Regions from separate parts of the Homo sapiens genome. Here region 1 is linked to region 2. Evidence: chromatin loops called from intact Hi-C (ENCODE). Cell type or tissue: K562. All regions are shown on one strand. Links, peaks and the distances in the headings refer to the core of each region. The heading gives the core; the rest is flanking DNA.

The links. Hi-C counts contacts between places; a loop is a spot of excess contacts. Peaks named below come from ENCODE experiments on the same cell type or tissue, not always from the same donor. Only the 100,000 strongest peaks of a DNase experiment are listed, where the experiment ranks them.
Region 1: it touches region 2 in a loop (3-fold over the local background); 13 of 110 quality-filtered maps call a loop at or near these places.

What each region holds. Positions count from the first base shown.
Region 1 is chr1:209,585,580-209,593,915 of GRCh38, reverse strand. All of the region lies in intron 1 of CAMK1G (calcium/calmodulin dependent protein kinase IG), which reads right to left. LOC107985256 (a long non-coding RNA gene) reads left to right here and starts at 7,551. Exons shown (of 3, transcript XR_001738443.2): 1 at 7,551-7,715. In K562, for the core only: a CTCF peak has its summit at 3,307; a DNase peak (open chromatin) is centred at 3,265; H3K27me3 peaks cover 2,839 bases.
Region 2 is chr1:209,986,225-209,994,560 of GRCh38, reverse strand. All of the region lies in intron 2 of SYT14 (synaptotagmin 14), which reads right to left. Among named protein-coding and RNA genes, the nearest start is that of SYT14, 52 kb to the right of the region's middle. RefSeq lists an enhancer at 703-1,203. In K562, for the core only: a CTCF peak has its summit at 4,806 (motif pointing right); no DNase peak of the experiment used is centred there.

The sequences.
Region 1 (8,336 bases), core at 116-8,115, 400 kb after region 2:
GCAGGGGCGGACAATAAAGGGCTTTGTAGACTCTGTTTAAGACATTGGATTTTCTTCTAGGTGAGATGGGAAGACATGAAGGATTTTTAGCAGGGGAGTTATTACACCATTGATGTTTTAAAGAGTTCACTCTGGCTGATCTGTGAAGGGAGAGAGATGTGAAGAGAGAGATGATGGTGGCTCGGGCCAGATGGGAGTGAAGGAGAGAATGATGAACCTGGGATGTATTCTGGGAGTCCAGTTATCTACAGTATTAGGCGATGTGTCATATGGTGGGGCAGACGGAGTCTGAGAGGACTCCCATGTTTCTGGCAGGAGCATCTGGGGTTGGTTGGGGGGTGCCCTGACTGAGCTCATGAATACTAGAGAGAAACATGTTTTTGGGGTGGGGTTAAATGGTTGGAGGGAATCTCTGTTCCTTTGGATATTCCACTCTGTCTACCCCCTCCAACAGCTAATGGCAGGGTACCAGGTGTCCAGGAGTGATGAGTGAGACACCATTTCTGCCAGCACCCTCTCCCTCATACTCCTTGAACCTGATGGAGAAATAGGAAAATATGCCTAATAGCTGCCCCTCTTGGGCAATAACCTTCCTTCCCCACTCGAGAAAAACTACTTGTAGACTCTATGGGGTCTTGTATTAATAATAGCCTTTGAACAAAAAGAAAGTTTGTTCCTCTACAATTCAGCATTAAGTGAAGAGCATAGTTTTGGAGGCCAACCTGAGTTCAAATCCTACCTTTGCTAGTTACCAGTTAAATGGCCTTGCCTAAGGCAAGTTACTAACCTCTTTGAATCTATTTCCTTATCTGTAAAGTGGGGACAAAACCCTTTAAGATATGGTAAAGGTTAAATGAAATGGTGCACATACAGACATTGATACACATGATAAACAGTTGTTTCTTTTTTATTTTTATTTTTTTTTCTGTTCTGCTACAATCTTAAACAGTTGTAACAGAGATAATATTCTGGAGACATTTGTTGATGTATTTCATTCCTGATAATCCACATCTGGAGGACTCGTGGTAAAATAGGTTTCATGGAATAGAGGGAACCTCTTCTGCCATTAAAACACAACTATGAGACTTAGACCCCTGGGAATAAGAAGAATATGATACAAGCGAGGCTCTTGGCAGAGGGGAAGAGGAGGTGGAAAGATGGATACTTTTGGTCCAAGTAGATCCTGGAAAGGGGATGGGGAGACAGATGGTGTAGTTTTCCAAAGCACAGATCTTTGCTTTCGCTCTCTTGGAGTAGAGCATCTGGTCAGGAATTGGGAGACAGGTGACATGGATGGGGTGGCTTACCAGGACCCTGCTGGTGGGAGGCTTTAAGCCTAGGAGGAGCGCTGCCTGCAACCACATCTAACAGGGCAGTGAGGAATCATGGGGAGGCCTCGAGGGAGGAGGTGAGTTGAGATAGTGCCTCATGCTGGGCAGAGACTCCAAAACCTCCCCAGGGCCGGCTCATGTCAGCTCATGAGAGTCAGCTGTGCACCTCTCTGGTGTTAATGTTGGCAGCTAGAAAGTGACCACAGTAGGAGTACTGGAGTTTTTTTTTTTTTTTTTTTTGAGACAGAGTCTTGCTCTATTACCCAGGCTAGAGTGCAGTGGTGTGATCATTCCTTACTGCAGCCTCAACCTCCTGGGCTTGAAGTAATCCCACCTCAGCCACCCTAGTAGTTGGGTCTACAGGCATGCATCAACACGCCTGCCAAATATTAATTTTTTTTCCAAAGACAGGGTCTTACTCTGTTGCCCAGGCTGGTCTCGAACTCCTGGGCTCAAGTGACCCTCCCATCTTCGCCCCCCAATGTGCTGGGATTACAGGTATAAGCCATCAATCCCAGCCTAATAGGAATATTTACACCATGGACAGTGGCAACAGCTACAATCAGGGCTTCTGCCTGACTCCACCTCCCCCTTGCCCCAAGACCTGTCATTAAACATTTACCAGCTCATTGTGGCTCATGGCCCTATGAGGGGATGTAGAGCAGGTCACGGCCAGCTGGCTGGGGTTGGTGAGAAGAGACGGTGATGACCAGGGCTTTTCAGGTAAGCAAACAGCTGGGATCAGGGCCTTTAGTAGAGTATGTCAGTATGATCCCTGTGAACCAGTGGGACCAGTCATACTTCAGAGGTCACTAGTTAGCTTCTGATGAGATCCAGAGGACTGTGGAATCCAGGGTCCCTGATAAGTCTAAGAAGTCTGAGGCCCCCTTCTCCCATATGACAACAAGGTTTAGTAAATACCTTACAACATAAAATGCCACTTTGAAGTAGAGCAGGAAGAGGAAAGGCCATCTCAAGGCTATGTTTTCCTGAAAGGCATAAGGTCAGCTAAACGAGACTCTTGAAACCCAAAGGGAGATTTATACGCTACAATGGACAAATTCAAACTTAAAGTTCCCCATTCCCCTTTTTGCTGCCTGATGGGATGGGAGTTCATGAGAAAGATTTATAAGAAATAGGAAGCTGCATTTTTTTGGTGTACATTTTAATAATGTGTCAACTTGCAACCTGGCTATATAATAATTGGTGGCTATTTATTATTAAAAAATGCATGTGAGAAACTCCTTCATGATTGACCTAGTTGAATATACATCTGGTAGCTTGTGTTTGGGTCTTCTGGCCCATTTGCTGATCTGCTCCTCTTGGCAGGGTGGCAGCCCAGAGGGACCACAGCAGTTCAGGATGCAGGCACTGGCCAGAGGAGGTCTCACTGGCAGTGGTGGGCTGACACTTGACTTCGAGGGCACGGTACACAAGGTGGAGACAAATGGACCCTGACTGGTGGAGATCTCTCTGAGGAAGATAGAATATAAGAGTCGGGGGATATCTTTAGCCAGATGCCCTTCTGTAGATCCTGAGTCCCAAATCTAGCAGCTTCCACTTATCAGGGTGCTTGGCATCTAGAATGCATGAACTTTCACTCGCTTTACAGGCTGCAAAAAGAAAAATGGGGTACTTTAAATTTGAGATTGTCCATTATTGCATGTTAATCTTATCAGGTTTAAAGAGCCTCATTTAGCTGACCCAGTCTCCAGGGGACATCAAAAATACTTCTTGCTGTGCGGATACACTGCTGCTGGTAAGTCTTGAATGTAGGGGATGAGGGCAAAGGTTTGAACATTTAACAAAGCAAAATCAGCCGCCTATGTGCCTCCCCCATCCTTGCTCTCTCCCCTCTCCACAGAACAACAGGGCTGTGGATGCTGCTTTTCCAGCCAATGAAGAGCCGCCTTCCAGCTCTGGGACCAAGAGCCAGGCGTCCATCACTCCCTCTTCTGGAGCTTCCATGGAATGACGGCCTGTTCTCCAGGAGGCTGCACCACCTCATTAGCAGATCTGTACTCACTGTTCCTTCTTTCCCTTCTCTCTTAAATAGCTTTAAAAACATAGTATTCTTAGCCGAAGCTAGGCTATGAGAAAACATCTTTCCCGCCCACTCCTCCTCCCATACACTGAATCCTAACCATTTAGTTCCATCTTCAGTGCAATGTGGAAAACTCAAAGGCCCAGATCTGAAACCCCCATAGCTTTGGCTTTCCCTTCCCACCCCTCTGTAACCAGAGTGATCGCCTCAAGACTCCCATGCCCTGTGTGGTGGAGGTCTGAACAGTGGGCTTTGAAAGGGGTGCCCATGTTCCTTCCATGGCTGCATCCTGCTTCTTTCTGCTAAAGTCCTCCCCCTCCTCTCTTGACTTCTGTAATCTAGGCCTTTTCAGAGGAAAAGAAAACAAATTCTAAGGAGCTTGAAGCTCCAATATTGCTCTCATTTGTTTCCAAAGTACTCCCCGCCTCTCACTCTATTTCTGGCAACAATTTCCATTGGGTTTCAAAGCTCAGGAGCAGCCGCCACAGATTTCTCTGAGATTTAGGGCTGATTTTTCACATCGATAGCTCAGGAGACTTGGAGGATGTCGGCTTTGTGGCTGGTTCAGGCGCCTGGCACCTCAGCACAGCAAGATTCTCAAGAATATTCTGCAAAAATGGCTCCTAGCAAAGAAAATTACCTTATTCATGGAACTATCTTTGAGTCGTGGAGGTAATACTCCTTCATTCAACATTCATTTATTGAGTACTTCCTGTGTACAATTTGGGCTATAAATAGACATTTCTATGATAGGAGTCTGGCCTTAAAAGTGCTTACAATCAGGTTATGAAGACCAAACACAGATATATAAATAAGGAGCTAAGAATGCAGGCCAGTCTGCTTAAAGGACTGGGACCATGTATTACTCATCTTTGAAATCCTAGAACCTACTACTGTTCCTGGCACTCACTAAAGGTCCAGCCCATGGTTGCTAAATGAGTGAATGAGAGAAAAGCTTGGGGGTGGGTTGATTGGGGAGCGCATTGTGGAGGAGTTAGACTTAAGATGAGTATAGAAGGTGGGTGGATGTATTCTTTATATTGCTTTAGAGAGGAGCCTATAGCAAGAAGACCTGAGCCCTGGGAAGGGACCGCAGCAGGGCCTCCCTCTCTATAGTCCTTGCTGTGAGGCTCTGCCCATGGCACAGCAGCAGGAGAGGGTGGAATGGCCATAGAAGGCCAAATCTGCTTGGCTTCTTTCTTGTCATCATAATTTCAGGGACACTAGTGCCTGGGATGGGATCCGTGTCTGGTTCTTGGTCAGAAGAACTTCCCTGCAACACTAGACAAGGCTCTTCCTGACCATTCTACCTAGAGTCCGTCTACCCACACCCAGAGTCACTCTCTCTTAGGTGAGCCAGTCCTTTCTTCTGTAATAAGTATGACAATCTCAAAGCACCCTGTTTACTTGTTTGAGGTTGATCTCCTCTATAGGAAGTAACTCCACACAGACAAAGACCTTGGCTATCTTGTTGCCTCCCTTGGGGCTAGTGCAGTACCTGCCTCCTAGCTTCGGCTCAATTGTATTTTTTGGATGAACTTCCTGGCCTCTTGGGGGAAAACTCTGCAGCTGTGGAGGAGGCTACAGAGGGGAAAGTTCTTCCTAAAGGGCAGGCAGTACAGCCTTGGGGTGGACGCTGCCTCTGAGTGCAGCCCTTTCCATGCTCCCAGTGGCAGGCTGTGTGATGCTTGCTTATGAGAAGCTGGTGAGAGATGCTTGGGCCATGAGCCCAGGAGGCAGATGCCCCTTCCATGGAGCTTCTCTGTCCTTCCTCCTTTTCCAGCTTCATTTAGTAAAGGGAGCACCACTAGCCCGAGATGGAACTCTCAGGCAGATAAGCTTTGTCTGCAGTGGCCTCCTCACTGTGGTCATATACCCTAAAACTGCCAGGTCACCTCATGACCCCACACTGGCCGGATTCTCTCTCTGCACTCTCATGTCTGCCCCACTCTCCATGTGGCCTACCTACCCAAAGTTTTCTATTTGAGTTGCAGCCATTTAGGGACCTGCCCTGAGGTGCTTATTAAACGTATCAGCTGGGCTAATAGCTTAAAACTGTTACGCTCCTAATTAGGTGATCCAGAGTCTTAGGAGCATCACGTTATAATTCAAAGGCTTTCCATCCAATCCAATCCAATCCAATCCAATCCAATCCAATCCAATCCAATCCAATCCAATCCAATCCATTCCGCTCCACTCTAATCCAATCCACTCCAATCCATTACAATGTGTGTACAGTGTAGGAACAATCATAGTGTTCCTAAACTGGGCATGGACAAACCAGAGGATATGGGGACAGGGAAGGAGAGCATCTTTGAGTAGCACCTCTGCAATCTTAAGCTCACAGATAATGGTTCTCAATTCTACCCATGGGAAGAGCCACCCTCCTTTTGCTGGTGCTGTCACTAGGGGCTTCTGAGCAAGGAGGCATGAATCACTCTGGGGCATAGTGAGCAGGCTCAGAGCCTTCTGGATCATGCCTGGCTCTTTTACTGACCTTAGAGGAATCAGTCTACCCTAAGACTGCTTTATAGTCTCTGCTTCCGGGATTTTCCATTCTTTGGGAGCATGACTCAGAAAAGCCTATGGGCCTTGGGAGGGAGGTTATCAGTTGGATCATCTCTAATAAGAATGTGCTCTCTGCCTCCAGGCTGGGGCACACCGAATCATGGAAATCTATCAGCGCTTGGTTACAAAAGGGTAAAAGGCAAAAGTTGGGAAGTTTTCTTGCTGGGTCACACAATTTTCTAGACTCTGGTCCATATTGGACTTTATATCATCCACTGGGTTAAAAGAATACCAGAAAGAACCCAGACTTGTTCCAGTCTTGGTTTGATATCCCGTAGCTGTGCAGCCCCAGGCAGATCACCATACATCCCTGAGTTTCCATCCTCCTCTCTGGTGAACAGAGGAGATTGGACTAGATTAAAGTTCCCTGAAGTTTGCTTTTCAGTATCTTAGTCCTGGGTGACTCTCTGTGAGTAGGGTGGATTTGCTACCTCCTCTGGCCCCCTTCTTGGAGATTCACAATCCACATTAGCTTATTAAAGGCTCTGAGGACCATTAAAGACACATGCTGTTTAATCTGGCATTTCCCAAATTTCGTAGATAGTGAAATTCTTTCCTTCTGTAACACTAATATTAGTGTGCCGGGGATCTAGGGTTTCTCAGAGCATCCTTTGGAAAATGTAGACTAGGCCATCTCTAATGCTTTGTAATTCTTCATATTTTGCAGGGATAGATGAAATTTCGAGCAGCCCTCTGCCATCAGTCACAGTTTCACCCTCCTTGTGGTGTCATAGGTGAATGGCTGGGCCTGTGTCAGAACTCACTTCCAGTTCACGGGTTGCAACCCAAGTGGCTCATCTGCTTGCCAAAGCTGAGGCTCTGGAACCTAAAGGCTTCAGGAAGCTTCTGGCTGGAGAGAAACTCCAAGGACCACCCACTCCATTTCCCAGCCCTTCTGCCACTGCCATTCTGCATTTCAAAGATCAACTCTGCATGCCAATTTCTGTTCACAAAATGACCCAGAGAGAAGGTTTTTCAATTGTTGCCTGCAGTTTATTTAAGGCGCAAACCTACATTTAAGTTTAACAAAATCTCTCCTGCTGCAGTGACAAGCCATAATTTATGTGTTGCTTATGGTTTACTGTGTGCTTCTTACAGAGGATGTGAAGATCATTCTCTAGGGCTTCATGCGGTAGCTGAGAGGTCAACACACAGGGGCCATTGTAGAGAGCAGGGTATGCTGCTTATTCTTAGTGTGCTGCTAAGTATATTGGGCCTTGGTTTCCTCATCTGCTGAATGTGAATAATGATCCCTGCTCTATTTCTCAGCATTCCTTTGGAGGGCTAATGCTTCAATGGGCACAAAAGCAGTTTGCAACCTCTAAAGTGCCATGCAGTGGGTCCACATTATAGGCACATGAATTAAACACTAAGCACTGGAGAAAGAGAAAGGGAAACCAATAAGGACTTAAACAGGGTGAGCACAGGACAGGAGACAGGAATCTGCTATTTCTTCAGCTGGTTCCAGCTCCCACGTGCCTTTCACAGTGTGAGCATCTCATCTCACTGTGTTTCTAAAGTGTTTAAAGATATATGATTTTTCGTACATCATAGCCTGAATGCAAGCCAACTACTTCATCTGGTACTCAACCAAGAAAACAGGGAACTGTTGCAACAAGAGAGGAAATAATACTTCTGTTGGTTTTTTTCACAGGTGATATGCAGGTCTCCACTGGGGCACTTTTCTAAGGAGTTTTCAAGGTTAACGCTGACTGTGTGTCACACACCGCCTTCAAGCCCAATCCCATGCAAGAGGTGCCTCTTTTGTACAGGTTGGACGCTCATTACTATTAACCTTCCCAGCTAGGCACTCTACTCTGGCTTCCAGAAGGGGAGAGGAAGGATCTTTCCCCTACCAGGGATAGAGTACAAAAGGAAGGACAGGCTGAACTCAGGACGAAGGGCTGTGTCAGGAAGCTCTGAGTTACCAGCCTTTCCTCCAAGGACATGGGTTTGACAATCCTGGATAGTCCGTGCAGTCCCCTGCCTGCTTCAGTTTGCTTTCTTGCTGGCAGCCGCTCCCACTCAGCCCCAACCCCCTCGCCATTGACCGTGGCGGCGCGCCTGCAGTTGTAGCGCCAGGCACGCAGCCTGTTTGCAGACTCAGCCGCTCCCCTCATTCATGCTGCAGCTCATTCACTCGCTGGCGCTGGCAGGCTGCGGCTGGGCGCCGCCACTCGCGCGCACTCGTGTGGCAATTTATTTCTGGCCCTGTGTGCGTGTGTATGGGGGAGAGGGAGCGAGGGAGGCGCTCTCCTCTTAGAGGGGGATGCTTTTTCACTTCCAGGTAGAATCGCTCCCAGGCTTTATAGTATTCGCTGCCCTGGACCACGCACCTGGGTGGGGCACCGCGCTAGGCACTTTGCATGCATTATCTTGTTTAATGCCCCACG
Region 2 (8,336 bases), core at 111-8,110:
TTTCCAAGTTATTTTTCTCTCTCCTTCTCTCTCAGGAATGCCAATGAGTCTTAGATTTAATCACTTTACATAATCCCATATTTCTCAGAGGTTTTTTTCAGTTTTAAAAAATTCTTTTTTCTTCGTTTTTGTCTGAGTTGCCTTGAAGAAACAATCTTCAAAGTCTAAGATTCTTTCCTCAGTTTGTTCTATTCTGCTGTTAATACTTCTGATTGTATTATAAAATTTTTGTAGTGAGTTCTTCAGGTCTAGAAGTTCAGTTGGTTCTTTCTTAAAATGGTTATTTCCTCTTTCAGCTCCTTGATCATCTTACTGGATTCCTTAGATTGTGTTTCAACTATCTCCTGAATCTCAATGAGCATCCCTTCTATCCAGATTCTGAATTCTATGACTGTTATTTCAGTCATTTCAAACTGGTTAAGAACCATTGCTGGGGAACTAGTAGATTCATTTGGAGGTAGGGGGACACTTTGGCTTTTTGAATTGCCAGAGTTCTAGCACTGACTCTCATCTTGGAGGGTTGGTGTTCTGCAGTGTTAACTGTATATAGTCAGTTAGCTTCAATTCTGGGTGCTTTCAGAGGACTAGGGCTCCGTACAACATCTTTAGGTAAACACTTGCACTTGGTTTCACAGGTGTATATATCAGCAGATTTTTGGTGTTGCAGTTTGGGCTACAATCCAGTAGCTGGCACTTAAGAGTAATGGCCAGTAGCTAGGCTAATACCCAGCCACACAACTCTTTGGTACTTCCTCACTTTCACAGGTGTGCACTGCAGTGGGGAAGTCAGGGATGGGGAGAGGGGAAGGAGAAGAGATGGCCTCACCAGGTCCACTTGGGGGAGCTCCCTCCAATCATGGGCGCCCATGCCTGAGTTTCTTTTGTTAGGTGTTCCGGGCTGCCAGGCCCCCCAGGCAGAGGCTGCAACAGAGAGATATGCCAAACCCCTTCTGGACAGGCCCTGTTTAAGGAGAAATGCATGTCTGGTTCCCACCCTGGTCCAGGAACCCATGCGTGTCGCCCCCTCAGTGTTCTAAGGGTACATACAGTCTCCTCCCCAGCTCATGTGCTGGCCACAGATCTTGGCTGCAGGCTGGAGCTCTGGGGGTACCCAGATGTCCCGCAGCTTGGGGTCAGGTTCCAGCTGTGCTGAGGAATTACAAGTGTTTCTGGGCCACTAGGAAAAGAAATAAGGTGAAACAATGCACTCAGGCTAGGCTGCAGATGCTACACTGTGCACTCAATCATGCGGGGCAGCTAGGCATGTGTCCAAGGAGGGGCAGTCGACAGGCGAGCTTGCACAACAGATGTGCCCCTGTTCCATGGCGAAGCCAGCCCCACTCTTTTCTGGCTCAGAGGTCAGTTGGGGCTGGCACTTCCTGAAGGGGGATGGGGAACCCTAGGGAAAAGACATCTATGGTCACTCTCTGACAGAGCTACCCAGCCCACAAAAACTCCCAGGCTCTGCAACATCTGAAAATTAGTCTCTGCCTATCCCCAGCAAGATCCCTCTGCCAGCTCGCATGTCCACAGCAGACGAGTAACTAGGATCCTAGGGGTCAGTGGTGAAAGTGAGCTGTCCCTCAGGTCCTTCATTCACCTCTTTCCCAGGAGCTCTTAAGGGCCAGGAACTAGTCCTAGGGTTCAGTTAACCTACACAGTGTTCCCAGCTTCCCCACCTTCATGCTCAGCTTCAGTGTCGCCTTTCCATTCACTCTCAGCTTTTTCTCTTTGAAGATCTGCCCAAATTAAGGTGGTTTACTCAATAATATGGTCTCTCTCAGTGTGAATGGTACTTCCTCCCTGTGTCTAGTAGGCCATCTTGTCCCCCCTTCAGTTTTCTTAAGCAAGCATGGTTTACATTTGCCTTTTATTTATTTGTTTTTTATAAATTCAGGGGGTTTAAGTGCCATTTTGTTACAAAGATATATTGCATAGTGGTGTTTTTAGCGTAGCCATCACCAGAATAAGTATACACTGTACCCATTAAGTAATTTCCCATCCCTCATCCTTCTCTCACACTTCCATCCTACTGAGTTGCCAATGTCTATTACTACATTTTCTATGTCCATGTGTACACATTATTTATCTCCCACTTACCCATGAGAACATGCAGCATCTGACTTTCTGTTTTTTAGTTATTTCACTTAAAATAATGGCCTCCAGTTCCCTCCATGTTGCTGCAAAAGACAAGATTTCATTCTTTTTTATAGTTGAGTAGTATTCCATGGTTATATAAACCACATTTTTTAGCCAGGTGTGGTGGTGTGCATCTGTAGTCCTAGCTACTTGGGAGGCTGAGGCAGGAGGATTACTTGAACCCAGGAGTTCAAGGATGAGTGAGCTATGATCGTGCCGCTGCACTCCAGCCTGGGTGACAGAGCAAGACCCTGTCTCAAGCAAAAACAACAACAACAAAAAAAAATTTTCTTTATCCAGTCATCTATTGGTAGACACTTAGGTTGATTCCATATCTTTGCCATTGTGAATAGTGCTGCAATAAACATACAGGTGCAGGTATCTTTTTGATATAATGATTTATTTTCCCTTGAGCCTATACTAAGTAATGAGATTGCTAGGTCAAATGGTAGTTCTGTTTAAATTATTTGAGAAATCTGCAAACTGCTTTCTACAGTGGCTTAACAAATTTACATTCCCACCAACAGCGTATGTTTCCATTTCTCTGCATCCCCGTCAATATCTGTTATTTGACTTTTTTTTTTTTTTTCTCGAGACGGAGTCTCGCTTTATCGCCCAGGCTGGAGTGCAGTGGTGTGATCTTGGCTCTCTGCAGCCTCTGCCTCCTAGGTTCAAGCGATTCTCATGCCTTAGCCTCCCGAGTAGCTGGGACCACAGGCACACACCACCACGCCCAGCTAATTTCTGTATTTTCAGTAGAGATGGGGTTTCACTATATTGGCCAGGTTAGATGTTATTTGACTTTTTAATAACAGCTATTCTGATTGGTGTAAGACGGTATCTCCTTGTGGTTTTAATTTGCATTTCTCTGATGATTAGTGATGTTGAGCATTTTTTCATATGCTTCTTGGCCATATGTATGTCTTCCTTTGCAAAATGTCTGTGCATTTCCGTTGCTCACTTTTTAATGGGGTTATTTGAGGGATTTTGGTTGAGTTGTTTGCATTCCTTGTAGATTCTGGACATTGGACCTTTATCAGATGCAAAGTTGGCTAGTATTTTCCCCCATTCTGCAGGTTGTCTGTTCACTGTGTTGATTATTTCTTTTACTGTGCAGAAGCTTTTCAGTTTATATAGCCCCATTTGTCTACTTTTGTTTTTGTTGCATTTGCTTTTGAAGGTCTCAGTCATGAATTCTTGGTCTAGGCCAATGTCTGGAGGAGTTTTTCCTAGATTTTCTTCTACACTTTTTGCAGCTTCAGGACTTACATTTAAGGCTTTAATCCATCTTGAGTTATTTTTTGTATGTGGTGAGAGTTAGGAGTCCAGTTTCATTCTGCATATGGCAATCCAATTTTCCTAGCGCCACTTACTGAATAGGGTGTCCTTTCCCCAGTGTATAATTTTGTTGACTTTATCAAAGATCAGTTTGCTGTAAGTGTGGGGCTTTATTTCTGGGTTCTCTATTCTATTCTACTAATCTGCGACTATTTTTATACCATGCTATTTTGGTTACTAACACCTTGCAGTATAATTTGAAGTCAGGTAAAGTGATACCTCCAACTTTGTAATAATACCAATCTGACAAAGCTTTTTCTAACGAGGAAATGACAAGAATGTGAAAGAAACAATGATTACTCTGTATTTACTAATTTTTTAAATTTTTTATGGGTATATATATAAGTGTATATATTTATGGAGTACATTAGTTATTTTGATACAGGCATACAATGTGTAATAATCACATCAGGGTAAATGGCATACTGCTAAATTTTTGATAAATAACAAGTATTATCATATGATAAGAAAAAGCAACACACTTTATTTCATTAAAACAAGAAATATACATACATATATATACGTATATATATACATATATATACGTATATATATATATGTGAAATATTCCTTCATCCTTAAAAATGGAATTTAGGACAACTGCCAAAATGACATCTGAGGAACACTAGATCAACAGATATTAAGATGTGAGATTTTTAAAAAGGAAGGTGGGGGCGTTCCATGATGAAACGTATTCAGGAAATATTGGGCTAAATAAAGTTGAGAAGTTTTTCAGTGCAGGACTTCTAGAGCCATTGATATGCTAATTTTCTAAACTTAGCCATCTCCATCACAGACTGAGTGGCTCTAGAGAAGCCCTAACAATCTGGAACAGCATTTAAAAATCACCAATCTAATACAATATTCTAACATTTTTTATATATTTTGTAAAATGTACAAAAACAGATGAAAGGTGGAGGGAAAATGAATTCTGTTTACAATAAAGCTGAGGTTCTATAAGGCATAATTTATAACTACATATTGGGTCCAGTTTGAAGGAACCAGAAGTAAAAGATAGCAAACAGGAGGTCTGTAATTTTTACTTGTTTATTAAAATTGATTTATATGCTAATTTTATATTGAATATACTTTAAATTGTGCTAACTGCAAGTACATGGCTTTAAACGTGATGAAAAGTCAGACCAATATATAGCTGAATTTTAAAAAGTATAAATTGAAATGAAAATATAAATATATCTTAGAGTTTAAATAAAAACGACGCCTTGGACATCTAAAGCAACAATAATTTCACAGTAAAATTTCATATATACACACTAGGCAAAGCACTGAAGTATTTACTAAATATATTTTCATATTAGCCATTAGATGGCACCATATATCTACTAGTTAACATAACTATACTATAATTCCCCTGACATGCTCAAAAAGTAATATAAAATATATTTAACTTCTACGTAAATATAATACACATTATCTTTTATCACTGTTAACTTTAAGCTTTAAAGGAAGAAAGATGATATAAGCAACTACATTTATATCACCATTTCTGGAATGTTAAAACTTAATAAGTAATCTCATTCAGAAATCAAATGAAATGTTCTAAGACAATGATTCAAAGGCTGAAGAGCAGACAGCTAGAGAATGCCTTTCCTTAAGGTAAATGTAAGATAAAACTAATTCTCTACCTTAATAAATTTTGTTTTTACTTTTTATTCATAAACCTACATTGTCCAATTTCCAATTCTTCTAAATAATCAAATTTCTGTCTCCTCTTAAATTTCACCATATCTTGTTCTCTAATCCAGGACTCTCAGTTCCTGTGTAATTTCCCAGTCTCTCCTGAAATCGCTGCTGCAGATTTTTATATAGTCTATTTAAATACCAAAAATGACCCCATTCTAATAATCACATTTTCTACTTCCAGTTAAGATAAAATAACATGGACAGATTTCTCCCACCACCTGAAAACACTAAAACAAGACAGAGCGTATGAAACAATGGCACTCAAGACACTGAAGATGGGCAATAAAGGAGTGATCATTCAGAGGAAGAAAAAAAATGAGATCATCTGTATGACTATGATTTTCCAAGCTTACTACCTGGAGAAAGGGGACAGTGCGGTCACTGTACAGTCAGGTGAGTGTTGAGGAGATAAACCTGGGAGTATGAAGAAGCCAAGTGTGCTCAAGTTCATGTGGCTGAGTCCCGGAATAAAAAGCTGTGTAGACAGAGAACTCCAGACACCTGCACTGAGTCACTCCTAAGATACAGTTCAGTACTTCTTAGCACATACATGTAAGGAAACAATCAGAGGCTGGGAAAAAAACTGCCTAAGAGGATTAGAGGGAAGACATGCCAAATCTTACACAGAGCATGAAATGGGGACTATTCTGAAGATCCAGAATTTTAAAATCTCAAACCTTATGAGCCACTGATTAGACTGACATATGAAGGATTTTGCTTCAGAAAATTAATCTTACACTAAATGCAGGTTTTGCCCCTCCTAACAAAGGTGAAAAGCAAGACTGAAAGGAAAGTCTCAGGTAATTTAACCTATCTCAGAATAAAGCTCAAGAACTAATCACGATTAGATCTAACACTCAACAAGGGAAACTTCACAATGTTTGGCATCCAATAAAGAAATTATCAGGTATGCAAAGAAGCAAAATGAAAAAAACCTAGCAGAAAAATTAATCAATCGAAACTGACTCAGAAAATTGATAAAATTAGGAGACAGGGACACTAACAATTATGATGATATATTCCATGGGTTTGAAGAACCAGAGGAATGATCGAATGTGGTAAGAGGAGATACGGAACTTTTCTTAAAAGCCTAAATCAAACTTCCAAAGGTAAAAACTAAAATGTCTTAGATAAAAATACACTGAAAGAGACTGACAGCACATCAGATATTACAAAAGAAAATGTTAATGAACCTGAAGACATATCAACAGAAAGCATAAACACAACAGAAAGACTAAAAAAATGCAAATAATCAGTAAATTGTGGAACAACTTCAAGTAGATAAATACATGTGTAATTGAAGTCCCCACAAAAGAGATGAGAAAAGAAGAAATCAAGAAAACATTTGAAGAAGTGATGGTCAAAATTGTTCCAAATTTAATGAAAACTATCACCAAAAGCAGCTCAGTAAATTCAATGTACAAGAAAAAAACGAAGAAAACTACACAAAGGAACATTATATTCAAATGGATTAAAGTTGTAAAGATAAAAACAGAAGTAGTCAGAAAAATTACACATTATCTACAAAAGAAAAGAGGTAAGGCTGACAAGAGATTCATCAGAAATAATAAAAGATAGAACAAGTGGCACACTATCTTTAAAGTATTGAAAGAATAAAAGCCGCTAATCTAGAAGTCCTTGCCAGTTAAATGATCTTTGAAAAGCAAAAGGTGAAATTTTGTAAAACAACACAACACAACTTTGAGTCACACAAAAGGATATAGTTTGGATATTTGTCTCCACCCAAATCTCATATTGAAATGTAATTACCAGTGTTGGAGGTGAGACCTAGTGGGAGGTGTTTGGATCATGGGGGAAGATCCTTTACAGCTTGGTGCTGTCCTTACAGTAGTGAGTACTCACAAGATCTGATTGTTTAAGTGTGTAGCACCTCACCCACATTCTCTCTTGCTCCTGTTTTCACCATGTGAAGTGCTTGCTCCCACTTCATGTCCCACTATTAGTAAAAGCTTCCTGAGGCCTCTACAGAAGCTGAACAGATGCCAGCGCCATGCTTGCACAGCCTACAAAACTTTAAGCCAATTAAACCTCTTTATAAATTATCCAGTCTCAGGTATTTCTTTATAGCAACACAAGAATTGCCTAATATAGAAAACTGGTACCAAGGAGTGGGGCTCTGCTATAAAGATATCTGAAAATGTGAAAGCAACTTTGGAAGTGGGTAACAGGCAGAGGTTAGAATAGTCTGGAGGGCTCAGAAGAAGACAGGAAGATGAGGGAAAGTTTGGAACTGCTTAGAGATGAGTTAAATGGTTGTGACCAAAATGATGATGTTGATATGGACAATCAAGTCCAGGCTGCTGAGTTCTCAGATGGAAATGACAAACACACTGGGAACTGGAGCAAAGGTAACTCATATTATGCCTTAACAAAGAGCTTGGTTGCATTGTGTTCATGTCCTAGGGATCTGTGTAAGTTTGAAAATGAAAGATAATTGGGTCGGGTATGGTGGCTCATGCCTGTAATCCCAGCACTTTGGGAGGCTGAGGTGGGCGGATCACAAGGTCAGGAGTTCAAGACCAGCCTGACCAATATGGTGAAACTCTGTCTCTACAAAAAATACAAAAATTAGCCGGGCATGGTGGCGCATGCCTGTAATTCCAGCTACTCAGAAGGCTGAGGCAGGGGAATTGCTTGAACCCGGGAGGCAGAGGTTGCACTGGGCGACAGAGTGAGACTCCGTCTCAAAAAAGAAAAAAAGAAAGATGATTTAAGGTATCTGGCGGAAGAAATTTTTTTTTTTTTTGAGACGGAGTCTCATGCTATCACCCAGGCTGGAGTGCAATGGCGCAATCTTGGCTCACTGCAAGCTCCACCTCCTGGGTTCACGCCATTCTCCTGCCTCAGCCTCCTGAGTAGCTGGGACTATAGGCGCCCGCCACCTCGCCCGGCTAATTTTTTTTAAATTATTATTTTTAGTAGAGGCAGGGTTTCAGCATGTTAGCCAGGATGGTCTCGATCTCCTGACCTCATGATCCACCTGCCTTGGCCTCCCAAAGTGCTAGGACTACAGGCATGAGCCACCGCGCCCAGCCCCTGGCAGAAGAAATTTCTAAGTGGCAAAGCATTCAGGATGTGGCCTGGCTGCTTCTAACAGCCTATGTTCAGATGTGGGAACAAAGAAATTACTAACA